Regions from separate parts of the Homo sapiens genome. Here regions 2, 3, 4, 5, 6 and 7 are each linked to region 1. The links are chromatin loops, found by intact Hi-C in ENCODE. Cell type or tissue: PC-9. All regions are shown on one strand. Region 1 has its middle 150 kb from the start of TPRG1-AS2. Region 2 overlaps TPRG1 (tumor protein p63 regulated 1). Region 3 overlaps TPRG1 (tumor protein p63 regulated 1). Region 4 overlaps TPRG1 (tumor protein p63 regulated 1). Region 5 overlaps TP63 (tumor protein p63). Region 6 has its middle 120 kb from the start of TP63. Region 7 has its middle 67 kb from the start of TP63.

Region 1 (4,000 bases):
CCACACATAATGAGTTATTTTAGAAGTTTCAAGTTGAATGAGCATAAAAGCCCCTGCGGAAACAGAAATATCTCCACCCAAAACGGTCTCTCTTCTTGCTACACTCTGGGATCTTGCTCTGTTGCTGAAAATGAGCTAAACACAAATGTGACAGTGTACTGTTGGCATTATTCACGTACAGTACAGAACATTATTAAAATGTGATCTTTGCCCTTCCTTCTTTCTCTACATTTGTTCATACCCCAACCTATCTTCTGCTTCATCCACAATTTCAACCAAGCTCCAGAATTCAGCTGTATAGGCTTTGTTTGACTTGAAGGCACTGTTTTTCAGAAAGCTTCTTATACCTGGGCCACACTTTACCTGTGAGGAGTCTCAGCACAGATTGCTGGGTTACTGGGAAGGCCCAGGACTGAAGATCAAGGGATCTGAACTACCATTTTTCCATCTCCCCTCATCTCAAATTTTTATTTCTTAAATTGGAAACAGTCATTACTCAGCTGCTACATCATAGTAAAAACTAAATAGAATTATATTTTAAGATATATTTTGTAAGCTTAAAATGCTATACAAATGTGAGAGATTAAAATTGTCATCCAAGCTTTCTTAGCCAGTTTATATACTTTGTCTTAATTATATTAAAGTTAACTTCACTGTCTTCATTTGTATTATGGGGATAAAAATATTGCATTACCAGAGTGGTTAAAAGAACAAAATGAGTGTTGCACAAGTCTTGGATGTATTAAATGTTAAATAAAAGGTGGTACTCTCGGTAGAAGTACTGGTATTATCAATATTATTCTTATCGATCCATTGCAAAGCAATTGGTGTTTGATCCTAGCCTGTCTACAGGACACAAACGCCCTGGTTGCTGAAGACTCTGCAGAATAGATTGCGCAAAGGATATGATGCAATTGCACAATGTATGTGTAGTAGTACATTGCTCATTTAAATAATAAGTGCAGCCCAGGTCATGGCCTTTGCTTTGTACTAGTACAGCATTACCCTCTGCTAATACGTAAAGCTTTATGAGGCAGCAAGGCTAATCTTTCTTAGGCTCTTAGCCTCAATGAAATGAGGGCTCAGACAGTATCCTGTGTGCATTTTAAGCCATCACTGTCAGTGAACTTAAGCTGTTACTTCTGCCCCTTCCCCTGAAGATGGGGTTGCTACAGGCAAGTAAGTATCATTACCATTTCAGGTATGAGAAATGCTTAGCCTGCCTTTGATTTTAGATCCTAGAACCTGAGAACTGAACAAAACTCTAGAGGTCATTTGGCTCAACCCATTAACTGTCCAGAAGATGAAAGTAGGCCCAGAGAAAAAGTGACTTGCCAAAGGTTAAACAGCTTTTATCAATGCAGAAACCAGGCAAGATTTCCTGACTCCCATCTAGGGCTTGCTTGCTACTTTATTCTTCACTAGTTTAATTTGGTCTCCATTGGCCAAGACCACCTCATTGCTGGCTTTCTGAGGCCAAGCACCTGGGTGGTTTCTTATCTGAGTATTGGACTGCAGCCAGGCATGTGAATGGACAGGGATGGCTGACTCAGACTTTGGAACACTTCATGCCTAAGGGGTAAGGTACAGCCTTAAAGAAGGGTGTGGGCTCTGGGCGCTTCCCCATACCTCCAAAGTTGTGTCAGCATGACTGGCTGAGTAAGGGGGAAGGAGCATGGTCTCATCCTGCAGGGCTCCAGCTAATAGATTCTGGGACGTAGAGCAACTTTGATTACTTAGCCAACTTGGGATATGTTTAACACAGGTAAACAGAGCAGTGAACTAGCAGGGAGACAGTGCAGAAAGAGTGAAAAAGCTTTCTTATTATTCATGCATTTATTCATTTTTGCAAGAGGTATTTATTACACAAATATTCCAGTCTACACAACCAAGTAATATGACCCATATTCTCAAAAATTTTATGGTGAAACATGAGAGATGGCAACTAAAGAGCCAGGCTTTGGCCAGGCGTGGTGGCTCACACCTGTAATCCTAGCACTTTGGAAGGCTGAGGCGAGTGGATCACCTGAGGTCAGGAGTTCAAGACCAGCCTGGCCAACATGGTGAAACCCCGTCTCTACCCAAAATACAAAAATTAGCCAGGTGTGGCGGCGGGCGCCTGTAATCCCAGCTTTACGGGAGGCTGAGGCAGGAGAATTGCTTGAATTCAGGAGACAGAGGTTGCAGTGAGCCGAGATTGCGCCATTGCACTCCAGCCTGGGTGACAGAGGGAGACTCTGTCTCAAAAAATAATAATAAATAAATAAATAAGCCAGATTTTATGCAGTGAGATATGTGCCGTAACAGTGGTGAACACGAGGCATTGTAGAAACTCCAAAGAAGGCTGTATTGGGTGTGTTTGTATTGTGCATGTGTGTGGTGTTCAGGAAGGCTTTCCTGGAGGTGATGTCTGAGCTGAATCTTTAAAGATGCAGAAGGGATATAATGTCAGAGGTGTGAGAAAGCATGGTTGTTCTGGAAAATGGGTAATTCAATATGGCCAGAGAATGGAATCAAAAGTAAGGATTATTACAAGACGCTTGGCATGTCACTTTTAACTGGTAAAAATGGTCCACTTCACCTTGCTACTGAGCAAACAGAAACTTAGGGGGATTAAGCCATTCTCCCAAGACTACCAGAGATATCAAGCACCAAACCAGGATTAGCTCAGATCTTCATTTTTCAAATGCCTTTTATACTATAAACTCCGAAGAAAATATTTAAAATTATCTCCAAGGCTTCCTCAACTTAGAGAAGAAGGAGTAGTTTGGAACTGAAGTCCCATTTTCTTATGGAAACCATGGCATATATGTTGGTTCAGGATCCAAGTTTGTCCTGCACAAAGCAACTCAGCCCATAATGTACCTATAATACTTTACAAAAATAATTACAGTAACTGGCTGTCAAATATAACCAAGTTTGTATAAGAAAATGTGCTTCAATTTGGAATGCTTGAAAAATCTCACCCTCCCGAAGTGGGAGATAGACACTTGCAGATCCTGATTGACAGGGCCCAGGAAACCAGGGAGGATGAATATCCATGAAGAACATGACCATGGGATCCTGGGGACCTGAAAATTGTGGGGCCGAACATCTTTTCTAGGACAAATTCCCCAGGGACACCTTGCAGCCTGCAGTCTTTTGTCTTCTTATCATTTCTTTTCTTCAGAAAACCCTTCCATGATGCCACCCAAGATGTGGGACTATGTTTTTCTCCTCTCTGATGTCCCATAGATCCTTCCTGCCTGCCTGACACAAGCACCAAAAACTTTGGAAGTTCCATTAAAGACTAGAAACTATGAAAAGTTAAGGAATAAAAAGATATCTGGCCAGGTGTGGTGGCTCACGCCTGTAATCCCAACACTTTGGGAGGCAGATCACCTAAGGTCAGGAGTTTGAGACCAGCCTGGTCAACATGGTGAAACCCCATCTCTACTAAAAATACAAAAATTAGCTGGGCGTGGTGGTGGCGCCTGTAGTCCCAGTTACTCTCCTGAGTCTGAGGCAGGAGAATTGCTTGAACCCAGGAGGCGGAAAATGAAAAACAGAGTGAGGGAAAGTTGGCGTGCAGGTGCTTTTCTGTGTCTGAGTCCCTGAGGCCTCCTGTAACCACACTCCTGGGTGCTCAGGAGTAGAAAAGGGGATAGTGGAGAGAAAAACATAATTAAAAAACACATGGCAGTCCCTGCTATTACTGTCCTTTCACCAACGTTATCTTCCTGCTCTAACAATAACAACAAATATATATCTTCTGCTTTAGCAATTCCCCCAAAATGTTTAGCCACTTAAACATTTTAAAATACAATCATTAAATGTGAATCATGGATTACTTCAGTGTAAATACTGGAAGGAATCTCAGAGGTGATTAGTGAAACCTTTTTATTTTACACATAAGGTAACTGAGGTACACAGAGAGATCTGAGATTTTTTCGGGTTCACAAAGGGAGCGAGAGGCACGTGCAGAACCAGAATCTCTCACTTGCCTGACCCCAGACAGAGA
Region 2 (4,000 bases), 120 kb after region 1:
GTAGAAAAGAAAGAGAGGGAAGGAAGGAAGGAAGGAAGGAACGAAGGAAGGAAGGAAGGAAGGAAGGAAGGAAGGAAGGAGAAAGAAAGAAAGAAAGAGAAAGAAAGAAAGGAAAGAAAGGAAGGAAGAAAGAAACGAAGGAAGGAAAGAGAGAGAGAGAAAGATAAAGAAAGAAAGAAGAGAAGAGAAGAGACTTGGCAGAAGAAGTCTGTGGTTGGGAAGTCAGCTTAATCTTCTACTACTGAGCTGATTTGAAGAACGAGACTTGCCCAGATTTCCTGAGAAGCACTTTACAGACACAATAAGCAACAGTCTCGATGTATATTAGTAGGAAAAAAAAATACACACAAATTAAATCTGAAAGCTCATCAGAAACTTATAGCTCACCTGAACTATCATACTGAGGCCTCAAAAGGAAACTCATCTAGAATCACACAGCCAGTCCTGGCAGAGTTGGCACAAAATTCTGCTGATTACAAGGCCAGAATTCTTTTCATTACCCAATGCTGTGAAGCCCACTATAATATAACACTTAATTATACAGGTTCAGGAATACAAGTCAAAGCAGATCCCAAATATAATAATAGATGCTTGCATTACATATGGGAAAAGCATGCTATAACATGGTTAAACGATGACATGAATAAATTATAAAGGGATTGATTGCACTGTGTTTTTCCCATCAAGAACTAAGTTGTACTCCTATATCATGTGGGACATCTGTGCTGTAAACTATAAAACACATGATTTCATTAGAATCCAAAACAAATGGATTGGGGCATCAGCGCGTATAGGAAAGGCAGAGTGCACAAACACCACATTAGGCTTTTCGATATACCCACTCTTTTAGACTGACCAGATACCAAGCAAAGTAGTTGCTTTTTATCTCTATTTTTACAGATGAGATCGGACTTAGAGCTACGGAGAAGTTAACATGTCATCATACCACAAGTACACAAGTAAATGAGAATCGGGATTCAAATCCACACTTGTTTGGTTCCCAAGCACATGCTTTTCCCCAAAAGATCAGGATACCTCAGTCGTCCATGTCTCTGTAAATGTGTTTAACTTTACATAAGTCACTTTCCCTCTTTGGGTCTTAGAAACTCTCTAAGGTCTTTTCTAGTTCTAGAAGTTCCTCTGATGCAAATATTCAAGACTTGAGAAGAAGTTCTTGTGTAAATTCTATCCAAAAATAAACAATGTAAAACTTACGCATGCACAATACCCAAAATATCTAGATTACTTTCTTTTCTATTTTCTGCTATGGCACATTTATCAAGATTTGTCTGAATGTTGGCACCCACTGAGGGCCTTCAGTAAAGAAACAACATATTCACAGTTCCTTTATGTGCATGTGGGCAAGCTTAAGTTAGACATATACTATATGCAAGACTCTGCAAACAGCTGCAGATGAGACAGGCATCATCATAAACACAGGCAGGAGTCAACTAGTGCTGACAGACAAAGGCCATCATGTGAATAGAGGCCATCTCAACTCTGCACTCAGGTGGGCTGTTTCTCTACCTTTGAGCCAACTGATTTTATAAGATTGCCCATGTATTCGTCTAAAGCAACCCATCCCTTCAAGGCACTGTGTTACAGTAGAAAACGCCCTACCTCACCTAGGAATAAAGAAACCCAGCTCTACCGTCATTTCCCAAGGACTTTAGTAAAGTGACTTCACATTCTAGTGGGCCTCAGTTTCTTCCTTTTTAAAATCAAAAGTCAACCACTCTCCTGCCTTCACTATGAAAGTGTGTGTGTGTTTGTGTGTGTACCCAATCAAATAATGAGCAAGCAAAGCCCTTGCAGATTCCAGGATGCTAACGTATCATGAGCATAAAAATAGAAATGAGATTTAGATTTTTGCTGCTGGCTTTATTATTATTATTATCATTATTTTGAGTAGTCTCATGGTAGGAAAAAACATGTTTCAATGTCATACGGATCTGTGTTTCATCTCAGGTAAAGCACTGGCTAGCTTTGTGGCCTTCAGGATGTTTGTTAATCTTTCTCTGCTTCAGTTTCCTCAGCTGCAAATGGACATAATGGCACCCGATAGTGATGATATTTGAAGTCACAATGACATATTTAAAGAGCCGAATACAGTGTCTCATCCACAGTGGCTATTTAATGCATTGTAGTGGCTACTGTATTAACCACTTTTTTCACATGGCCAGTGACAAACAGTGGGAAAGAAAGGATCTCCCTGCCTGCCAACCCTAGCCCTACCAGCCATTCCAGCTGCATGCCTCACTGGCGTGGGGACCTGGGCTCCACATTCAGTGCTGACTGAGCCTGGGAACACTGCAGCCTCCAGCACTGCCATTCTGAGGTTCCACAGTCTACCACTGGAGCACTTCTGCTGCCACCCAGCAACTGCCCAAGGGAACTGCATGGATTTCAGACAAGTAGAATGTATTTGAAATCTCAGAAGCAATTTGAAAGCCTTTTCCTCATCCACAACAATTTACAAAGGCATGAGGAGTTCAATGCCGGGATGAGATCTAATTCAAAATTCCTGACACGGATATCCAGGCATGTTCCCTCCAATATGGTATAATTTCTGTAAAACCACCTGGACCTTTTTTTTTTTTCTCTCTTCAGCATGTTATTATTATTTTTCTTAAAAGTAGCCAGAAAGCAATTTTAAATTATCAAATTTTATTTCTGAAGATCGGACTTTGAACAACATAGCTAGTTTGTGCTCTCGTTACTCTACAGACAAAAAAGAAGAAGAAGAAGAAGAAGAAGAAGAAGAAGAAGAAGAAGATCCAGAGAAGAGAAAAGATAGCCAACGTCAGGGAGCCTGTTTATGAAAAGTCAAAACTCTATATCTACTCAACCAATGCTCCATTTCCTCCATGTTTCCACAGAGCATGTTCCTTTTTCCTGGTGACATAAAAAGAACAAAACCAAAAAATGCTAGAATTTGTAAATTTAGGTCAATGAAAAAACTCCTTAGCTGTTTACCCATCTTTAAGTCTTACTCTCAGCTTTGCCATGGAATTCTTGACCACAGTCCCCTAAGACCACTGTAAAATGAGGGAGATTAAAGCAAACGCTGAAAAATCCCTTGTAGCTCCAAAAGCTTGTATTTCTTCTCACCTACTTTTATTTCTTGAATTATATTTATAGCATCTTGGAAGGCTCTAAACACATCATAATTAACAGGGTTTTTTTTTCTGCAATGAATCAGAAGAAACAAATCCTCTGCCAAGTATCCCCAGCACACATGCCATTCCTCCAGATGAGTTCTCAGGAAATACACCCTGCACAGCTCCGGGACTCAATACAATTTCTTGAACATGCCTCTTCTCACTTGTATTTAAACTGGCGCACCTAAGTAAGGTCTCCCCTCTATGAAGTGATCCACATCAGCAAATATTATTACAACTCCTAATGCAAAAGGATTCAAAAAGTGAAAAACGAAAACAAAATAATATATGGCTGGTGATTAAAAGAAGATTTAGAAAATCATGGAGACAGAGAGTCACAGTTTACGACCTTGAGACCACACATTGTTATGGAAAATGTATGTTTAGGATGGATTTTTACTGGAGTACCCAAAACATTGAACTTTCACCAAGAAAGTTAGTGATAGTCTTTTCTGCTTATGTTTTGCCTTGTGCCTTTTTTTTCTGTGTGCTTTAGCTCTTGTTTTGTTCTTTTTTAAAAAGAAAAAAAGAAAAAAAAAAACCTCAGGATGTTAACTCTTGTATTTCTAAAGACAGATGATGCCCAAAGAGTTAGAAATTTAATTGTTGAGTCTTAATATCCCATTTTCTGGAGGAAAATGTATGAAATAAGAGGGTTCTCGTCATAGAGAAAATACACATGCTAAATTGACAAGGCTTGAAAAGCCAACATTCAATGTTCACAAGTAGCGAGAACAAAGAGCACCCTAAAGCCTGAAAGATCCAAAGTCTCTAGCTTCCTAGATTCTGTACTCGGTGCTTCAGGTTCCAGAAAAGATTCAGCTCTTTTTTGGAGAACT
Region 3 (4,000 bases), 76 kb after region 1:
TCTCAAAACCAAGCTTAAATCCTGTATCTTCCACAATGCCTTCCCACAAACTCAAGGGAAAAGTTGACCTTTTTTTCTCTTATGTGTTTCCTATACCTATACCTCCACTCAAATATTTCATCTGGTTTTCTATGAAGTAGAGTCACAAATGTGGCTGTCTGTACAGCTAAACCAAAGTTTCTTCACCTTGGGACTATTGCTATTTTAGGCCAGACAATCTTTTGCTATGGCAGAGAATGTCTTCTGCATGTTAGGATGTTAAGCAGCCTCCCTATCCTCCTCCCACCAGATACCAGACAGATACCTCCCTGTGTATAGAAGGAAGTCTCCTGTAATAGAGGGCACGCCCGTCCAATACCCAGTACTTGAAATCACTTGAGAAGTCACGCTGCTGGACAGACTGTATATATCATCCTTGCATATTTTTTCCTGGAATTATCCTCATAGAGACCCTGTGACTATAAATTCAAGTGTGTAGAGACAAATAAGAAGAGGCAGTAGCTCCTTTTTCCTTGCACAAGAGAGGTTTCTACCCATCGTAATTTCCATCCTCATCCTATCCCATGCCTCAACCCTCCTCTCTGAACACATGCAGATATATGCACACACATACAAGTGCACTTTAAACTTAGCTAAACTGAATTAGTCTTTATCAGAGAACATTTTATATACCTTTGTAAGTATACATTTGATATGACAACCGATAATATCTCACTGGGACACTGGGACATTGTCATATGTCCCCCATGGGAAAAATCACCCTCTCTTGAGAACCACTGAACTAAAGGAAGTATAGGATCAGGCAGAGGGGTCTTAAGTTGGAACTATGATACTCACATAGCTGTGTGACTTTGGGCAAGTTATCCAACCTCTCTGAAATTTATAGTTCCTTTGCCATAAAATAAGAATATTAATAGTATCAAACTTATCAGGTGGTTGTAAAGATTAAGTGAAATAAAGTGTTTGTATACACGCTGTGAATGGAGGGGTGCACATACATGCACTTGTGTGCTCACATATTATATAAAGGATTAGGAAAGCAGAATGAGATGAGCCTGAAATTTGGAGTTATATTGCAAAGGCCATAAAGGAAGCTTGTTGCCAGGAATCAATAAATAATAACTGCTTAATCATCACTGACATCATCCTCATCATCATTACCAAACCATGATCTCTTAAAAATCAAAGTATAATTCATCTCAACAATTCTATTGCAACAAAGTCTGGATTATCCAAAGTCTGGATTATCAGGATGCCTTTTCATAGATCAGTAAATCTTGTCCAGTTGGATTACTGAATGCTTCCTCTGGCTTCATCATAAACTTCTTTCCTTAAGAATCCTCTGTAGACTCAAAATCAAAGTGCTAGAAAGTAAAAGTTGGCACTATTTCATACTCAATGAATTTGGCATTTCATTGGAGTCAGATGGACTTCATTTCCAGTCATTTCTAGGAGCCCCTTCAAAGCCAGGGGAGGGCATGGTTACAGAGAGACAAGCAGGGTGACAAGCAGTGCATTGAAGGAGAGGCAGACAAAAGGCCAAGTCCCCGAGCTGGCTCTTGAGCATTTCAAGCACCTGAACTAAATCTATGTGACAGGAACGCTGTGTCATCTGATATGAATGCCACCAGCCACATACTTTTCCCTAAAAGCTTTTATGCACCCACCTCTGGCTCTCTCTTTTATTTCAGTCCCAAATACAGAGGGTCAGGTTTTAACAACTCCAGTTACACAGGGGCTGTGTGTTGGTTAGGATAAAGTATAGCAGCAGTGTGCGTGGTGGGGACAGGGGGGACATCGTATTATTCTTGACTTTCCACCAATTATTTACCAGCCGAGTGCCTGGTCCACAGGTTTGCTTTAGGTGCTGTCTGCCAACAGTTCATTGCCTGGAGTCTCAGTTTTCCTTATTACAACCATCACTGGCTTCCTGTTTACACTGGGTAAAGAGACCAGGTTTCATGCCTGTAGGCCCACATTCCTCAGTTGAGCTGGTTTTCTGAGCCTGCAGGCTACAGGTTTCAGCCTCCCTGTGTATGGAAGGAAGTCTCCAAGTCTCCTGTCATAGAGGGCACGCCCATCCAATACCCAGTACTTGAAATCACTTGAGAAGTCACACTGCTGGACAGACTGTATATATCATCTTTGCACATTTTTCCTGGAATTATCCTCATAGAGCCCCTGTGACTATAAATTCAAGTGCATAGAGACAAATAAGAAGAGGCAGTAGCTTCTTTTTTCTTGCACAAGAGAGGTTTCTACCCATAGCAATTTCCATCCTCATCCTATCCCATCCCCCAACCCTCCTCTCTGAACATATGCACATATGTGCACACACACACAAGTGCACTTTAAACTTAGCTAAACTGAATTAGTCTTTATCGGAGAACATTTTGTATACCTTTGTAATTCGCAGCTTTTAAGCATGTTTCCTCTAATTAAAATGTCTTTTCCCACCTTCTTTGGTGCTTAAATCACCCATACCTTGAGTTTCATATCAAATGTCATCAGACTTGTTAACTTTTGGACTTATCTGTTCCCACTTTTGGGCTCCCCCTATTTACAATCTTAGTACTTTAAATTATAATTTGTGAAAGTCTTTGCTGCCTCCTCCCCCTACGCCGTAAGTATCTGTAGGGCAAAATCAGTTTTATTCTTCTTGGTAATCCAGAATATTGCTCATCATGTAATGGTCACTGCCAGGTAAGTACTCAATGAATATTTGTTGAATTGTTGTAAAAGGCAAACAAAGGGCTAAGAGTATAAAGTTAAATTTAATTGCTAAAACATTGGTTCATTTACATGATCCCCTTGAAAAGATGGATAGAAATACAAGAAAAGAGTACAAATGGTTGGTCTGTAGATCATGATGGTTGTAGGGCACACATAATGCGTTCACTGCTATTCATCAGTTCTGGGTTCAGTACTCATCCTTCCCAGCAGTAGTCTCTGCATACTGTAGGAACCCAGCAAAGCGATGGTTAAAAAAGAAAAGGTAAGGCTATAAGTTGCAAATACAAAGTGGATGAAATAATTGAGGATAATTGAGCCAGGTTTTGAGATACAATATTATACCATATCACATCAATTAATACAAATGTACACACAGTCTCTCTCTTTCTCACCCCCCCTTACACACACACACACACACACACACACACACACACACAATTCTTTCAGGCTTATACCCATTTCCTTGAATATTAGGAAACTGGGTATAACATAGAACTATTATTATATGATTTCAGTCACTTAATCCCTCTGAATAACTGTCCTCATTTTTTTTTAAAGAGACAAAATCTTGCTCTGTCATCTAGGTTGGAATGCAATGGTATAATCACAGCTCACTGCAGACTTGCACTGCAGACTCGAACTCCTGGGCTTAAGCAGTCCTCCTGCCTTAGCCTTCCAAGTAGCTGGGATTATAGGTAACTGGAATGGGAATACTGGTACATGCCACCATGTCTCATTAATTTATTTTATTAAGTTTTTTTAAAGACATGGTCTTACTCTGTTGCCTAGGCTGGTCTTGAACTTCTGGCCTCAAGCAATCCTCCCACCTTAGCCTCCTGAGTCACTGGGACTACAGGCATAGGCCACCACCACACATGGCTCAAGTGTTCTCATTTTTAAAACAAAGACACCTATCCTTATCTTACAGGGGTTTTATTAGTTGAATTACATGAAAATAGTATTCAAATTGTAATCAATAGATATAAAGTATAACTATATAATAGTATACTAGATATTTTTATGTCTCATAATATTAAAAGCAGTGCCAAAAAGCTACTATTTTATTTTATACTTTCACATTGTTTTATATGAGTAACACAAACTATGTATGTGAACAGATTGGAAAAGTTTGGTGAAGCAGGGAGATAAGCAAGACTGTCTGGGAAAAGGCCATTTGACCACCATATCTGCCAGATGTGGAAGTGGTATAGAGTTAGTGAGATGGGAATAGTATATTTTGACATAGCATTGTATAAACTTTACAGCA
Region 4 (4,000 bases), 68 kb after region 1:
CTGCTTTGGCTCTGCTGTCCATCACGATAATTATGCCCACCTTGTCCTCTAGACTGAAGACAGAAAAAAACTCATTTAAAAACACTGGTGGTTGCCAGATGCTAGAGAAGAGTAAATTTAACAGTGACTTAGGCAAAATTATATGGTAAAGTGTTAAACAAATAATTTAGAAAATAAATTTAAAAGTTAGAAAAGAAAACAGTAATTACTCAGAACTAACACAATTTCAGTAAAAGTAATCTATGCTAAAGTGGTCTCATTTGTGCTTTCAATGAATTTACCCAATCAGGAAAGGAGTTATATATTATATTATAGTATGAAGTTATTCATACATTTCATGTGAACAAACAGTGTGATAGAAGAAACCTGGATTTTATTAATAACAGTATAGTGGCAAATAAAGAACAACTCCATTCTAATTTGCACTGATTAATCTATATATGAACTGCCAAGACAAGTGTTGAATATAATATTTTAAAAGAAGTGTTTACCAAACAGAATAGTCTACAAAGAAGAGACAAGCTCGATAAGGACTCTGGATAATGCATCATATTTAAAAATGATTGTGCTCACTGGAGTTTTGTCTCTAAATACAAAAATAAAACTACTGTCACTACCTTTTAGGAGAGCACCTGCCTTTATAGAAAGTGTGAATATGTGAACTAGGAAATTAATTTATTTGGGATACCTTCAAAGGAATATCTAGCATCAAATCTATACATTTCCAAGGAGAGAGGTTTGGGTGCAATGTCCAGAAAAACCTTCTACTTGTTGCTGTTGCTCAGTAGTGGAATTAACTGCTTTAGAAAGCAAGGAGTTCTGGGCTCTTGGAATGTTCACACAGAAGCTGATTTTCCATCTGCTGTGCATGCTCTGGTTGAGGGCATTCCTGCAACCTCAACCAAAGGAGGCTAAACTACATGACCTTTAAGATCCTTTCTAATCTCAGATTCCGTGAAGAGTGCTCAGACAATATTAAAAAAGGAAAAGGAATTTCTGAGATGCATGGGGTAAGCATTATGGGCAGGACACGACAGACAAGTTGGTGGTTCAGAACACTTGATCTCAACGCATCCACAATATATCATGATCTGTCATATCTACCTTAAAAACGTAGGAGTTAATTAAACTGGGCTTGCAAATTCCATTTGGCTTCACTGAAAAGGGGACTGAGATATTTACTAAGAGCTTTTTAAAATCGAATATAAAATAGCACACGAGATACAAGGTCTAGGTTGAGAAGCAGTCTCATGACTTTATTCCTTATATTTCACATTGGCAGCAGGCCTGCAATGAAATATGGCTCATTTTTTTTGGTCTTGGGCTTTGAGGCTAAAGAGAGGGTTTAGCAGAGGATATCATAATTCCTTTTTGTGGATACAGAAGAACCCTAAGCAGTTGCCAAAATCAGGTAGAATAAGACAAGTATTGGTCCACTCTCAGTAACTCCAAGGCCTCAGAGTTTTTCCTTAGCTTCTGGGGAACTGGTATCTACAAGGAAATCAAGAGGCCTAGTCCCCTAACTGCTTTCGGAGCACGTTGTGGGAGGTGCAGACCAAAGGTGAGTTTACACATCAGTGACTAAAGTTTCCTGCCACTAAGCATAAGAAGTCACTCATGAGCAGCGTCCCTAAACCACAGCTACAGGATGTGGGCACAAGCCCTTGTATAATTGTTGGCCAAGAGCCAATGAGCATTCATCCCTGTGCAAATACCTTGGCTTTTTTATGTTGTTGTTAACCTTTGAAAACCACAGGCATTAGTCTCTCTCTTTCTTCCCCTTGGCACAAGTCATCTTCTTTTCTCCAACTTGGTCTCTTGTGTGTAAAGAATTTCTGAGGAGCTTTTAAGCCTAAATTTAATACCTTTGCCCTCCCCCTCTCCTGCCCCACAAAATGCCAGCAGAGGTGAAGCTGCCTTACAAAATATCTGCTGGCTCTGCCAGCTTCCGCAGCTTTGTTTGGGCTTTTTTTATCAGATAGGAAATCGGAGAGCTCTATAAGTGTCCTTAGCCTTTAAGAAAATGATGGCAATTTCTGGAAATTCTTCCCAAACGACTGTGCCCTATTGTTTTCTCATTTCAAAATTATCTCAACAACTACGATACATCAATTCAGATGGCATGTCTTTCCCATGGAATACAGATATTATATTGGAAAGAGCAGTGGGCTAGGGATAGAAATTGGAAAATGTAGTCTAATCTCAGTATTTCCAAAAGTTCACCATCTTCTTTTTGAGAAATGTCTTTCTAGTTTCTAGGCCTTTGCTTCATTTTCTGTGAAATAAAAGCACTGAATTGACATGGTTTTTCTGCCTTCTTATCCCCAGAACTCTACAAACTGGCTTCCTAAGAAGGTTTAAACAAAGGCTGAATAAAAAATGGACCTCAAGGCAAATGATTCAGAAGTGCCAACTTATAAGTGAGCTTCTCTTTTCTGCCTTAGATGACCTTAAGATGACCAAAGGTCAGGCCTCCAAACAGGCCCAATTGACCACCGAGGAGTGAGTCCTGGTGATTGTTTAAAAGTCCTCCTGTTGTGTTAAAACATCTATCTGCTTTGAACTTTCTCACCCTCAGAACTGCCTACGATGTATCAGAAGATAGTGAGGCATTTGTCAGTGGAGCTGTTCAAGCAGTTTCTGAAATAAAGCTTATCAGAGATTTTTCAAGTGGAAATTCCTGAATGAGATAAAGACCGAATAATGAAGACCTCCAACCATGACATTTTGGTTATGAAATGCTTTGTACTCTACTTAATGTATCTTGCGTCTACTCCTATTATCAATCAAACTCATCATGCCATTTGCTAAACTGTAGTGGTAAGTTCAAATGATAGTCTGATAAAAACTCCAAGTGTACACATAGGTCCCCTGGGTTGTGGCTCCCTGTTGAGCTTAAGGACAAAGATCCCAAGTAAGAACACCAAGTGTAAAATGAGAAAACCATAATCAGTAGGTCGATGGTAATGAAGAAACAATTTCTGGAGGAAATGTAGTTCCCTTGGATGTTTTCCCACCTTCTGCTGCAAAAGTCACATCACTCTCTAGGCAAATACTCAAAACTTTCTGTTTAATAAAAGAATTTAACCTCATTTCATTGAATCCTCACAAGATCTTTATGAAATAAGCAAAAGTAATATAATTGTCTCCATTTCGCAGAAGAGGAAATTAAACCTTAGGAAAGGTAAGGAAATTTTTCAGGGTCTCCCATGATTGATCCAACTCTTTCCTAAGAAAAAAATGGGTCTAATTAACTAAGTACTAGCAACAATTATTTGGAAAATGATAGGGTCACCGGCCTTAAAAGATTATGTCAATCATTTCTCCAAACGGTATCATACAGCAATTCCTCTCACAATATCGACTTTATCTAGTCTTTCCTTGAACATACCAAGTGATGGTGGGCTCACTGTTTAAAGAAGCAACCCATTCCATCATTGAAAATTTATAACTATAAGAAGTTCTTTCTTATCTTGAACTGCTATCCAAATTCCTAAATCTTCTCACCCTCTGGTCATAATACCGCTTTCTAGATCCCATTTATCAATTAAGGGGATAGCCTATATATGACAGTTTTTACAAAATGTGAAGGGAATTCATAAAGACCCTCTTGTCGTCTCTGAGTTCACTCTTTATGCAAAACAGCTTTGATTCCATTAAATGCTTATCCCATTGTTACAGACTGGCTCTCAGAACTAAGAAACATCTCCCTCCTGTCATCCTTTCTGAACTGTTTCCATTGATGATGGTGCACTGTGTCCTTTAGAAGGTCATTTGGGAACAGTCTGGCTTAGGTTACAAAGGGGGCAAATGTGCAGAGAGAAGTCGATTGTCAGGCTGATCCTTAAATGGTAACTCAAAAGAATGTGCTGGACATTTCAGAGGCTTCTGCCAATAAATGCCACTATCTTGAGGCAAATGGGGATTTTCGGGCAGCAGTATTATAATAATTTGCCAATTATGCCTGCTTCAGAACCAGTGCCAAAACAATCCAACGACT
Region 5 (4,000 bases), 450 kb before region 1:
TGTGGTGTCACATGTCTGTAATCCCACCTACTTGGGAGGCTGAGAAAGGAGAATCGCTTGAATCCAGAAGGCGGAGGTTGCAGTGAGCTGAGGTCGTGCCAAAAATTAGCTGGGCGTGGTGGCGCGTGCCTGTAATCCCACCTACTTGGGAGGCTGAGAAAGGAGAACCACTTGAACCCAGGAGGTGGAGGTTGCAGTGAGCTGAGATCATGCCATTGCACTCCAGCCTGGGAGACAAGGCGAGACTCTGTCTCAAAGAAAAAAAAAAAAGAAAAAGGAAAAGTGTTCATTTCAATGGCTTTTAATATATCCATCCTAATAAACATCAGGTCAATGTGTTCTGATAGTCAGTGTCCCGAACTACCAAAAATAAAAAGTAGGGGGGGTGAATGGGTACAGGTGGTCTGGGGTTGGGGTGGGGGCATTCTCTTGAGAAGTCAGCTTTAAGTGGTTAGATTGAAAACACTAATATCTTTCAAGAGGCAACTGATCATCCTTCCTTTGACTAGGACCCCAGTTTTGTCATTCTATTTCTAAACTACATGTGTATAATGGGGCAGTAAATATTGCCCAGTGAATCATGGAAACAAAGCCAAGAGGCATTGAGTTTGGCTTCTAGTCCTCTACCTGCCCACTGACTTACTGCATCATCTTGGGCAAATTATTTCTCCTCTGGGGCTCCAACTTTGGCCCCGGATTTTTTGATTCACAAATGAGGCATTCCATTTTAAGACTGTATCCACATCAAAGGAAGGGGAATTCTGCAAAGTGAGCTTGCAAACAAGTCCAAGGCCACCATATCCTTTTGGATCTATCACAATGATCAGGCAGACGCAGATCCCAACATTGGCCCCACAGTCGTCTTGGCAAGGTATTTACTTCTCCCTGCCTCCCTTCCTGCCACAGCCGTCTAGCTGCCAGACATGTACGAATTGTGCTCTTGATCATTTTTTTAAAAAAATCCTTCCTCCAAGCACTTTTCCTGATGGCTCCAGCCAAAGGGCCGCCTGTTGCCACCTGTCAGTTGCGGGGATTAATTACCTGAGCCAAGGAGGCTGGGAGCGGCACATTCTTCCCGGGCCGCGCCCACAAATGTTGACATCAAGCAGGTGGGCTGTCTGCTACTCACTTACCGTGAGGACCAGCCAGGAGCCCACTGGGCCTGGCAGGTGGTGGGAGTGGGGCGACACTTAGACCGTGCCACAAAGCAGCAAAACCTCTGCAGGGAGTAATGTGTCCTGGGTCTTCTTGGGGAGGCCATAGCCAGCTTTGTGGCTAGCCCTGGGCACTGGCCCCAGAGGCAGCTGTGTCCTCCCTGCTGAAGGGCAGCATGTTGGCACCCACCTTGGGAAGGGGCGGGGGTGGAGCTCGCCAGCCTTGTTCTAGTTGCCTGAGGGTATGGATTTGGAAACCCAGTCTAAAAAGATTTGACAGACTTGATCGGTAATTTTGCAACTTTATCTCCCCAGGAGGGTAAAATGACCTTTCATTTAGTGTCTCCTGCCAGGGCCACCTCTGTCAACCCCACCTGACCAGTAATATCATTCACAGTTACCTTCACAGAGCAGACACTGGGAGGCATTTGTCAGAGTGACTGTCATACAGCAGGTACTCGTGTTAAGGTCGGCTTACTCTTACATGTTTCCTAAAGTCACGACCATCATGAGAAAAAGGCCAGGGTGAGATGACACTGATACGTTAGAGGTGTAGAAACAGGAGCTCAAAAGTTGAAAGCAGCACTCCAGTGAATGGTGGAACTGAGAACTGAACTGCAGTTAGTTTTCCCTCTTCTCAGTGCTGATTAAAGGCCTGCAAACCACCTTCCTGACTACTGGACATCTATGTGCTCCCCTGCCCCTCAATAAAACAAACCTGGACATTCCTCAGCAATACAGGAAGACACAATTATCTGTAGAGTCAAAATTCTTCTAGTAGAAACCCTGGATGGGCAGAGAACTCTTACCCCTCACCCCTACTGGACATACCTAGTTTAACTCCCCGATAAATGAGAGACCCAGAGAAAATATCACACCAGAAGTTAGCAATGAGACATAATTAGAACTTGTGGCTTCTAATTTCCAGCCCTGTAATCTTTTCACTGTAAAACATTCCTGTACCTCTTCTCTTTAAGATGTTATTGGTGGGGGACAGGGTTGGTGGGCAGATCGGAGAGCTTTATGGACACAGACGTGACATACACGCGCTCTCTCTCTCTCTCTCTCCAGACAGAAGACAATACGTTGCAACCCCCTTCCACTGCAGTAGCAGCATGTCTGTCTCAGCACACTGCTCTGCAAGTCAGCTATCATTTTCCCTTAAGGTAGAGAAAACATTATCCTCCCCCTAAGGGTGGCTTGCTACTCCCAACTGCCTGCAAAACCGCGGGCTACTACACTATCATTTCTTTCCCCTCTGGGCCCAAACTGGTTTTCCCTGTTCCTTCCTCAGCTCTTACTTTGTTGTATCAAGAAGTCACGCTTCTACAAAAACGATAGCCCTACCTAGAGCTCAGCGTCCTGCCTGAGATATGTTTTACCCCCTGGTCCAAGACAAAGCCTCACGCAGTGGCACCCAAAGTCGTAGGAGTCCTTCCCTGGTAGCTGACCTCCTTCAACACCTGGACGCTAGAGGTGAAAGTTATTGTCTATGCTTCCACACATACTCTTTGATTGTCTTTTAAAATGACTCACAGTATAGAATTCTTAAATCTCTGGTCTCTACTGAAGGTTGCATCATTCCTAACAGAAACACGTTCAGAAACCATTCATTCTGGGAGGCACTCACAGCTCAATTTCTATGAAATGACTCAGGTATCCTTGGCGATATAATACCACACATATTGGTTCTCTTTCCTGGTAGATTTGTGGCTTGTTTTGGAGTTTCATTTGTACATCTGCTCTAAAAGTGAGTCCTCTGTTCCAGTAATGGTAATTTGTATCTGCGGGATATTCTTTTTACCGGAAGACTAGGTAGGCCAGTCTGATAAGAAGAAATGGGAGACTATGTATCGACAGTATGGAGAGTAATGGCATCTACTGATTTCCATAAATGACACCATCACTCACCCATCTGTATAGTCCTTAACAGTTTATAGAGCATTTTCATACAGCTATTAATTTAATCCTCAGCTAACTCTATAAGAAAGTCACCTGTATTCCCTTTCTGTCAAGGAAGAATCAGAATCAGAGACTTAAGTAAACTACTTTGCTCACGATAACACAAAGTTAGAATTCTCCAATCTAGGTTTTAACTTTAAATTCAGGGCCCTTACTGTACATAAGGCACATACTATATGTACATTGCAGGATGTCTTCCTGTGCCTTTGTGGTGTCCTTGCCGTGTTCAAATCATTATACTGCATGCTAGGATGGGAAAAGGTGGGGACAAAGTATCCACCCTCTATTTACAAAAGATCTATATATACATATATATAAACTTATGTATATAAATATTGCTGACCTACAACAGTATATAGCATTAAGACACACATATAATGGAGCATGAATTCCAAAGCGCTCTCTAGCTTCAAAGCCCAAGAAGGTTATTGGGAAACCTTGAATAGTTGTTTTTTTTTTTTTTTTTTTTTGGAGACTGAGTCTTGCTCTGTCGCCCAGGCTGGAGTGCAGTGGCATGATCTCGGCTCACTGCAACCTCTGCCTCCCGGGTTCAAGCAATTCTCTGCCTCAGGCTCCCGAGTAGCTGGGATTACAGGTGCCTGCCACTACACCCGGCTAATTTTTGTATTTTTAGTAGACACGGGTTTCACCATCTTAGCCAGGCTGGTCTTGAACTTCTGACCTCGTGATCCACCCACCTCAGCCTCCCAAAGTGCTGGAATTATAGGCGTGAGCCACCGCACCCAGCCACCGTGAACAATTTTTTAACATTTCACACAAAGAATATGTTCCAAGTCCTTACTGTGTATTCTCACCCTCTCCCATCTCTCTCTCTGTCTCTCTCATAAACACACACACACACGTACACAATCTATTTTTAAAAC
Region 6 (4,000 bases), 120 kb before region 1:
CATGAGTTCGAGACCAGCCTGGCCAACATGGTGAAACCCCGTCTCTACTAAAAATACAAATATTAGCCAGGTGTGGTGGTGCATGCCTGTAGTCCCAGCTACTCAGGAGTCTGAGGCAGGAGAATCTCTTGAGCCCAGGAGGCAGAGGTTGCAGTGAGCCGAGATCATGCCATTGCACTCCTGCTTGGGCAACAGAGCAAGACTCCATCTCAAAAAAAAAAAAAAGATAAATTACATCTTTTCAGATAATTTTAAAGATATGTTAGTTCATCTTCATGCTTTGTGAAGAAAGTCAGTATTAGTATTCTCTATTTTAGTGGCACAAAAGTTGAGGTACAGGCTACAAAACTATAGGAATCAATATGTGAAACAGTGTAGTGTAATCTCTCTCTTCCCCAAAATAGAAGGCACTTATATTTTCATTTTGCAACTCACATTTTGAAAACACAGTCAACAAAAGCAAAGAAATCCGCAGACGTGGAACTCAGGGCTATCCCGTTTATTTAATGAACTTGGCAAGAGAGTACCTATTTGTGCCTTGCAGCCTGCAGGTCAAATGTAAGCATAATATTAGCTACTGGTTTCCACTTCAGTCGCTGGTACACACCTTTTGAGTGACTTCACCCATCACAGGACATTTGCATTATTGGCTCACAGCTGACTACCATAAAAGATGGTGCACTCCTTGAGGACACGAATTGAGTTTTACCAATTCTGAATCACCAGTGTTTAGCACTTATCACATCTATGTATCATCAGAACATAGATCCTGTGTGTGCCTGCCCAAATCTCATATTGAATTGTAATCCCCAATGATGGAGTTAGGGCCTAGTGGGAGGTGAGTGGACCATGGAGGTGAATTTCTCATGAATGGTTTAGCACCATTCCCCTTGGTACTGTCCTTGTGATAGCGATTGAGTTCTCATAAGATCTAGTAATATAAAAGTGTGTAGTACCTCCCTGCTTGCTCTCTCTTGCTCCTGCTCTGGCCACGCAACATGCCTACTCTACTCTCCCTTCCCCTTCCACCATGACTGGAAGCTTCCTAAGTCTTCCCCCAGAAGTAGATGGTGCTATGCTTCCTGTTCAGCCTTCAGAACCATCAGCCAATTAAACACTCCCCCCTTTTTTTTAAATAAATTACCCAGCCTCAGGTATTTCTTTAGAGAGATGAGAGAATGGCCTAATACAATATTGTTCTTCCTTATCTTTGCTATTACGTTAACATGAAATAATAATAAACTTTTATTTTGCCCTCAGATGCTGATCTTAAATAAATTTGCGAAGCAGAGGGACTTTAAATGAGTTGCATGGCCTCATAGTTCTTTCCTATCTTTAAACTTCTTGGTTTAACAAATAATTGAATGGAATCAATCTCCTTTTGACTGACAGTTTTGACAGCTGCTGTTCTCAAGATGTCAATGTATAATCTGTTATTCTACTTACCAAAATTTAAAACTGAACAGAGACATATGTACTGTCAGTCTCATTCCTATGATCCCCAGTTCCTCCCTTCTGCCCTGTTTTATCCCTTTCCTCCCTCATGTCAGTGAAGCGCCTTTAAATTCTGAGCAATTCCGAAGCTCCTGTGCGCCAAGCTAGAAGTAGGATTAGAGCTCATCTTCCCTGAGTATTATTACAGCGCTTTCACAGTGAAGTCTCCAGCTTTGCAAACTAACGGGGCATCATAAATGTAAAGCTGTTCAAATAATAACGAACCTTCTCTTTATGCTTAGCCAAGGGAAGGGAATATTAAAGTGAATAAGAGTAATAATAAAAAGCAAGTTGGCAGCATGGGTATAATTAAACTGAATAGCTCACACACACAAAATAAAGCTCTGAACATTGACTTCCTCTGGGACACACCCCAGTACACCCAGACCTCGCCTCAGAAAGGTATGCACAGCTTGTCATCCTGATGTAAAACAAACACCTACACTCACCCTCTCATCTACAATAGAAAGACAAATTTGGCTCTTGAGTGAAAAACTCTTCCAGCCCTTGGGAGCAAAAAACACCTATATTTTTTTTATCCTCACTATTCAGGATACCAAAAATGAAATTCCTCGAATTGATAGGACCACTGGCTCTGATGAAAGGGACCCGATGCAAGGGTATGCTATTTGCATTCGGTGTTATAAGTGCACTTTTGTCTGTGCCAGAAAGAATAACCAGCAGCATGGTAGGAACATTTTGACCCTAAAAGCTACTCTGCAGATCACCTGGTGCCCTTTCCTTCCAGAGCATTCATTAGAATGTGTAAGCTCTGAGAGAGCAAAGTCACCACAGGTGATGTTGCTATCATCTGCACTTTCTCCCCTGAGCCATTTTAAACCCCATGAAGAACCAGTCACTTAGACTAGGTTACACCCACCTTACTTTCTCAAGAGCTCTGGGCCTAAATCACCCTGGGATGAAGATTAGGAAGTATTTCCTCATTGCTCTTGATAAATTGAGCTTGTGAGAGCATGGTCTCCAGATTATTTGTAATTTGGAGACTTTGTGCTTTTATTTACCCCATTTCCTCCAAAGAGACTATTCACAGAGAGGCCTCTTCTAAGATGCCCTTACTTTTTAGGAAAACAAAATATTCACCAAAAAAGAATTATGTGTATGAAGTGTAAGATGCTTTAACCTCAAGAGCTTCTCTTGTTCTTTTTTTCCCCTTCTTGTGCCTTTTTTTTTTTGAGACAGTTTCACTCTTGTCTCCCAGGCTGGAGTGCAGTGGCATGATCAGGGCTCACTGCAACCTCTGCTTCCCAGGTTCAAGCAATTCTCCTGCCTTAGCCTCCCAAAGTGCTGGAATTACAGGCATAAGCCACTGTGCCCAGCTTCCCCTTTTTGTACTCTTGAGACTCACATATCCTCTATCTAGAGAACCAAAGAGGAAAGCCTGCACACTTCCATGGACATGAGTAATTACATCAGTGCTCCAATTGCATTGTTCCATAGCTGTTCTCAACCTGGAAAAAATACCTCTGCAGTGGAGCATGGCTTAATATAGAGTTTTCTCTCCAATCATTCAGTAAAATCATAGTCAACTGACTGGTTCTCAAAGCTGCCAGTTTCATTGAAAAGAAAGGTTTTCAGAAAAAAGCAGAACTGTAAAGGTCTTCTACTCTATTGCCCCCATTTGACAGTTGGTGGAGTTGACAAGCCTAGAGATGTTTATCTGAGATCACTAAGAGAGCTCAAGTCACACTTCTGGACTTTCGTTATAAGCTTTCTCTTTTTCTCTTGTGAGATACTTGGTAGTCACAATTTTCACACTATTTATCATGGAATTCTGAAAATATTAAGCCTAAGATAAAACAAAATTAATTGCTCATATTCTAGAAGCTTCCTTAACAACTAAGTGATTTTGAGAATTTGCATGCCTTCTTCAGGTCTATGTTTCCCTGCTAATAGGTGTGTTGGAGTAGTGATACCAAACGTGTCTTCAAGCTCCAATGATCTTTGGTGTTCTACTCAACAACTGATGCTTATCAAAACGAGTGTTGCTTCTATGAGTATGGATAACCAAGAGTTAAACAAGTGAATTCTGTACACAGGATTAATGTACATGTATTATGCACATAAAACAATCCTGAAGAGCATATTGGAGCTATTGTGTTAACATTTAGCTAATTTTATATTATAATAATTTCATTTTATAAAGCAAGAGAAATAGAACTCCTGAGAATATTTGAGTCCTAGGTTTTCACCAAGCTAGAGTATGGGCAAGTCACTTAACTTCCCTGAGCCTCAGACATTTCATCTGTGAAATGAGAGCAGATGGTAGGGTAGGGAAGGGTAGGCCAAGTACATAGATTTTTTTTTTTTTTTTTTGAGACAGGGTTTCACTCTTGTTGCCCAGGCTGCAGTGCAATGGTATGGTCTCATCTCACTGCAACCCCCGCCTCCTGGGTTCAGGTGATTCTCCTGCCTCAGCCTCCTGAGTAGCTGGGATGACAGGCGTCCGCCACCACACCTGGCTAATTTTTGTATTTATAGTAGAGAC
Region 7 (4,000 bases), 170 kb before region 1:
TTCACTGGAATCTAAGATCTGACTATAGTCACCATATTACTTATTATTTTATGTTCAACAGGCTATCTATAAAGTCTGGGGACATACATGATATTACCTTATCAGTTTTATATATTGGCGACATTCTTGACATGCATATATTATTAGGCATATATGCTTATGTTTCCAGACTTTATGGACAAGCCATATTTTTTCATGCAAATTCTCTTGTGGACTGTATATCACTAGAGTTCAGGGCTTTGTCTAACTTATTTTTCTATTCTCAGCATCTAGCACCGCTCTTGGCATATTTTTGAAGTCCAGTATAGGTTGCTAACTTTGAAAAAAAATTATAAAATTATAAATTTAGAATAGGAAACTTTATTTTTTAATAAAAAGGTTACATCCTTCAAAGTGGTCATCCTGCAGGCTGAGAAGCACAGGCCCTTCAAACGAGATTGGGTAGGAGCTTTATGCTGAGTGCATTGGCTAAACATACATATTCAACAGGTTACGAGAGGAGGTGAATATTCATGAAGGTGGTCCGGACGCATGTGTATTGAACAAACATGCATGTTACATATGACCCACGTTCATATATAGAACAAAGAAAGAAAGAGAAAGAAAGAAGGAAGGAAGGAAGGAAGGAAGAAAGGAAGGAGGGAGGGAGGGAGGGAGAGAAAGAAGAAAGAGAGAAAGACAGAAAAAGAAAGAAAGAAAGAAAAGAGAAAGAAAGAGAAAGAAAGAAAGAAAGAAGAAAGTTCACCTTGGAGTAGGGACAATATTTAAATGTATTATAATTAGTCCCTATCCATCTAAAGGTCTTTTCAGGACACAAGGAATTCCAGTCAGTGCACAGCCTCTGTAAACCAACCAGAGCCAGTCCATGGTCAGTGGTCTTCTTATCAGAAGAAAGTTACTGAAATCAGTCACTTGTCCAATCAAAGCTATAATTATGGCAGGTAAAACAGTGAGGTCAGTGAGTGTATGGTGGTGAGCTGAAAATTGTCTTAATATTGCTTCTTTCAAGACCAGTGCTTGTTTAGATGCTAAAGAAAAGCCTTGTGGCATGGTTAGAACACAGTTTATTCTTTAGTGCAGGCATGTGACTTAACTCTTGCATGGCATGGCCTTAGGTCCTGTTTATAATTTGATAGTCTATTGTCATAAAGAGTCTGTTCTGTCAGTCTTGTGGTCTCTATTTTAACATTAATGCTGGTCAGTTATGTCTAAACTGCAAAAAGGAGAGGGGTTAACAGAGTATGTTTGACCTCCTGTCCCATCATGGGTCATGGCTGGAAACTCAGTTTTTAGGTTTTTCTGGAATCCCTTGGCCAAGAGGGGGCCTGTTCAGATGGTGGGGGCTTAGGATTTTATTTTTTGTTTACAAGGTCATCAAAATGAAATGTAAGTTGATTGCTTTTAATGATGCCTTTGTCAATAGATTCAACTGAAGAAATGATGGGGATACTGAACACAGATCCTACCAAGGGTCACTTCACATTTAAGTGCGGAAGTAGCCTTCCCATAGTCTTAGGCAGCAAACTCCAGGCTCTTAACTCCAGAAGCAACCTCGGTGTTAGGTCTTTTTTGTGGCAGATGGATAGAGGTCTCTTCAGGATAGTTGTAAAGGGTAGGCTACAGAGATGCTTGAAATATGAGACATTGCCCTGTAGTCAAAATTCCAACATTGAAGTTAGAAGCCTAAGGCCTTTTACCCAGAGATGCCAAAAAAAGGATATAATCCCAGAAGGTCAGGCTGTCCCAATCCTTGTATATGGATATACGTGAGAGGGTGTAGTCTCCCTCGCTGTCATTCACAACCATTCACTTGGACAGGAAAAGCCTCTGTGAACATGTTAAAATAAAACTTCCCCCAGGCTAACCAATTGCAGCAGAAATGCCTGTGGGTAACCAAACCCACAGTCACATAACTAGTAAAATGATTCAGTAAAATTAGTCAGTCTCTCTTTCCATTTCCACACCGAGGCAGAAGAGAACAGCCACCTGTGGGCTGTTAAGTCAGCACAGCATTTGTGTAGCCAGAAAAAAATGCAAACACAGGGAATTCTCCTCCTTCCAGGAGTGCCCTTGTAGGTTGTACTTATCCTGCTGAGCTACGTCCAATTGCATCTCTAGGCAGGACAGCTGCAATTCCCAAGAATCTGAGTACTAACAAGTCCTTGAATCACCTGATTATGAAACTCATAAAGTGCTGAGATAGTGTAGGGATGGGTTTTTAAATTCTATTGTACGAGTAACGTATGCTCAATGTAGAACAATTAAATACAAATAAGAAAAGAATCGAAGAAGAAAATAAAACCACCTGAAACAAAAGCTCAATTAACATTTTGGTGTATATCCTTTAAGATCTTATGCATTATGTGTATATGTATGTATGTAACATATACACAAATAATTGTATATATAAAATCATATTTATATCAAGTGTGAGATCATGTTATACATAGTTTTACATCTGCTGTTTTCATTCCACAATTATATATCATTAAAGTCATTCCATGACAGTTAATAATATTTCATTAAATAATTGTTACAGTTGCTTAGGATTCTGTATCTGTGTAAATAACTGATTCATTCTTATTAGACATGTAAGTTATTTTTAAAAATTTATTATAAACAAAGCTGTGATAAATATTTTTTTAGCTACATCTTTCCACATGTATTTAAATATTACCTTTAAATGAATTATTAAAGTAGAACTGTGAGGTCAAGAGACAAGAAGGGTCCTGCCAAAAAGTCCTCCAGAAAGTGGGTGCAAGTTCACTCCTATCGAATTATTTGAGAGTCCCTGTATTTCCCCACAATACATTCTCCCAGATAATCATTTAAAAATCTTTAAATTTAAAAGTGAATGTATCTTATTTTAATTTTAATTGTTTTGATTACTGGTGAGGTTATTATTGTATTTTTTTTTGCCATTTGAATTTCCTTGTGAAATTTCTGTTCATGACTTTGGCCTGTTTATTCTTCATGGTATTATTGTTTTCTTACAGAAGTGTAAAAATTATACTTTAAAGCCAACAATCCTTTGAAATAGTTATTGAACATGTTTTCCTATTAATCTTTAGTTTTTAAACTTCGTTAATGATGTTTTCCGTACTATAGAAGCACCGCTTTTTAACGTGGCAAATCTATCAATTTTATTCACATAGTTTCTGCCTTTGGTATTTTAACTTAGGTAACAGAGTTCCTGCTGCAACTGAAAAACTAAAGCTAGAAAAACCACCATTTTCAAAGTCAGGTATTGCCTTATTTGAAGAGACTCTCCTAGGTAGTGACTAGCTATGGAAATGCGACTAAAATATTCTTCACTGTTTACAGTTCAGGGCCAAGCAAGTCCTATTACAGGGAAGTAAACTGGTAAGTGCAACCAAGTGACAGGAAGTTGCCAAGACAAAAATACTCAAGAAGAAAATCTCTGCATAGCATCTGGGCTTATAAACTGTGAAAGCAGCCTAATAGTATACTTCTAAATGTTTAGCTGCTGGCTTTTTTGTGAAAAATGGATGCATATTTTTATGTATATAAGCTTATTATAAATTTTATTGACATAATGTTTACATAGCACAAAATTATAAATAATAACAGAATATACAATAGAATTCTGTTATCAGTTTTTGTTAAACTCTTGTATAGCCAACCTGTGGTTGCAACTGATGGGTGAATATAACTCCAGTATGAATATTGATTGGTATTGTTTAGTGAGTAAGACAAAAGTGAAACAACAAAAATATTCCTCAGAACTTTGGTTTGTCAATTACCCAAGCCACTTAGGCATTGAATCAAATAATAGTTTTCAAATACTGAAATAATAGTTTCTCAATTTTTGGTGCTATTCACAATACAATGACCAGAGACACAATGCAGTTTTAATCTGCATTATAAACACTTTCTCCATCACTTCCTCGTCAACAAAGCAATAAATTAAGCCTCTATTTGTACTATTAGCTCATTTCTGCGGTGTAAATATTCCCACAATGGCTGATTTCAAGATGCC

What was found. Hi-C counts contacts between places; a loop is a spot of excess contacts. Peaks named below come from ENCODE experiments on the same cell type or tissue, not always from the same donor. Only the 100,000 strongest peaks of a DNase experiment are listed, where the experiment ranks them.
Region 2: it touches region 1 in a loop (7-fold over the local background); 11 of 110 quality-filtered maps call a loop at or near these places.
Region 3: a loop joins it to region 1, with 5 times the contacts of the local background. A loop is called at or near these places in 6 of 110 quality-filtered maps.
Region 4: a loop joins it to region 1, with 5 times the contacts of the local background. A loop is called at or near these places in 6 of 110 quality-filtered maps.
Region 5: a loop joins it to region 1, with 10 times the contacts of the local background. A loop is called at or near these places in 4 of 110 quality-filtered maps.
Region 6: it touches region 1 in a loop (4-fold over the local background); 3 of 110 quality-filtered maps call a loop at or near these places.
Region 7: it touches region 1 in a loop (8-fold over the local background); 5 of 110 quality-filtered maps call a loop at or near these places.

What each region holds. Positions count from the first base shown.
Region 1 is chr3:189,390,756-189,394,755 of GRCh38, reverse strand. No RefSeq gene overlaps it. Among named protein-coding and RNA genes, the nearest start is that of TPRG1-AS2, 150 kb to the right of the region's middle. RefSeq lists an enhancer at 1-148. In PC-9, no CTCF peak of the experiment used is centred here; DNase peaks (open chromatin) are centred at 915 and 1,655; H3K27ac peaks cover 3,507 bases.
Region 2 is chr3:189,268,794-189,272,793 of GRCh38, reverse strand. All of the region lies in intron 4 of TPRG1 (tumor protein p63 regulated 1), which reads right to left. Among named protein-coding and RNA genes, the nearest start is that of TPRG1-AS2, 30 kb to the right of the region's middle. In PC-9, CTCF peaks have their summits at 2,164 and 2,366; a DNase peak (open chromatin) is centred at 2,323.
Region 3 is chr3:189,314,449-189,318,448 of GRCh38, reverse strand. All of the region lies in intron 5 of TPRG1 (tumor protein p63 regulated 1), which reads right to left. Among named protein-coding and RNA genes, the nearest start is that of TPRG1-AS2, 76 kb to the right of the region's middle. In PC-9, no CTCF peak of the experiment used is centred here; DNase peaks (open chromatin) are centred at 1,598 and 1,988; H3K4me3 peaks cover 1,192 bases; H3K27ac peaks cover 2,918 bases.
Region 4 is chr3:189,322,536-189,326,535 of GRCh38, reverse strand. TPRG1 (tumor protein p63 regulated 1) reads right to left here. Exons shown (of 6, transcript NM_198485.4): 6 at 1,232-4,000. Among named protein-coding and RNA genes, the nearest start is that of TPRG1-AS2, 84 kb to the right of the region's middle. RefSeq lists an enhancer at 1,271-2,470. In PC-9, no CTCF peak of the experiment used is centred here; a DNase peak (open chromatin) is centred at 1,665; H3K4me3 peaks cover 605 bases; H3K27ac peaks cover 3,011 bases.
Region 5 is chr3:189,840,444-189,844,443 of GRCh38, reverse strand. All of the region lies in intron 4 of TP63 (tumor protein p63), which reads right to left. Among named protein-coding and RNA genes, the nearest start is that of MIR944, 13 kb to the right of the region's middle. In PC-9, no CTCF peak of the experiment used is centred here; DNase peaks (open chromatin) are centred at 2,433 and 2,743; H3K4me3 peaks cover 1,371 bases; H3K27ac peaks cover 3,127 bases.
Region 6 is chr3:189,511,360-189,515,359 of GRCh38, reverse strand. No RefSeq gene overlaps it. Among named protein-coding and RNA genes, the nearest start is that of TP63, 120 kb to the left of the region's middle. In PC-9, no CTCF peak of the experiment used is centred here; a DNase peak (open chromatin) is centred at 1,899; H3K27ac peaks cover 1,774 bases.
Region 7 is chr3:189,561,973-189,565,972 of GRCh38, reverse strand. No RefSeq gene overlaps it. Among named protein-coding and RNA genes, the nearest start is that of TP63, 67 kb to the left of the region's middle. In PC-9, a CTCF peak has its summit at 2,218; a DNase peak (open chromatin) is centred at 1,902; H3K4me3 peaks cover 336 bases; H3K27ac peaks cover 2,621 bases.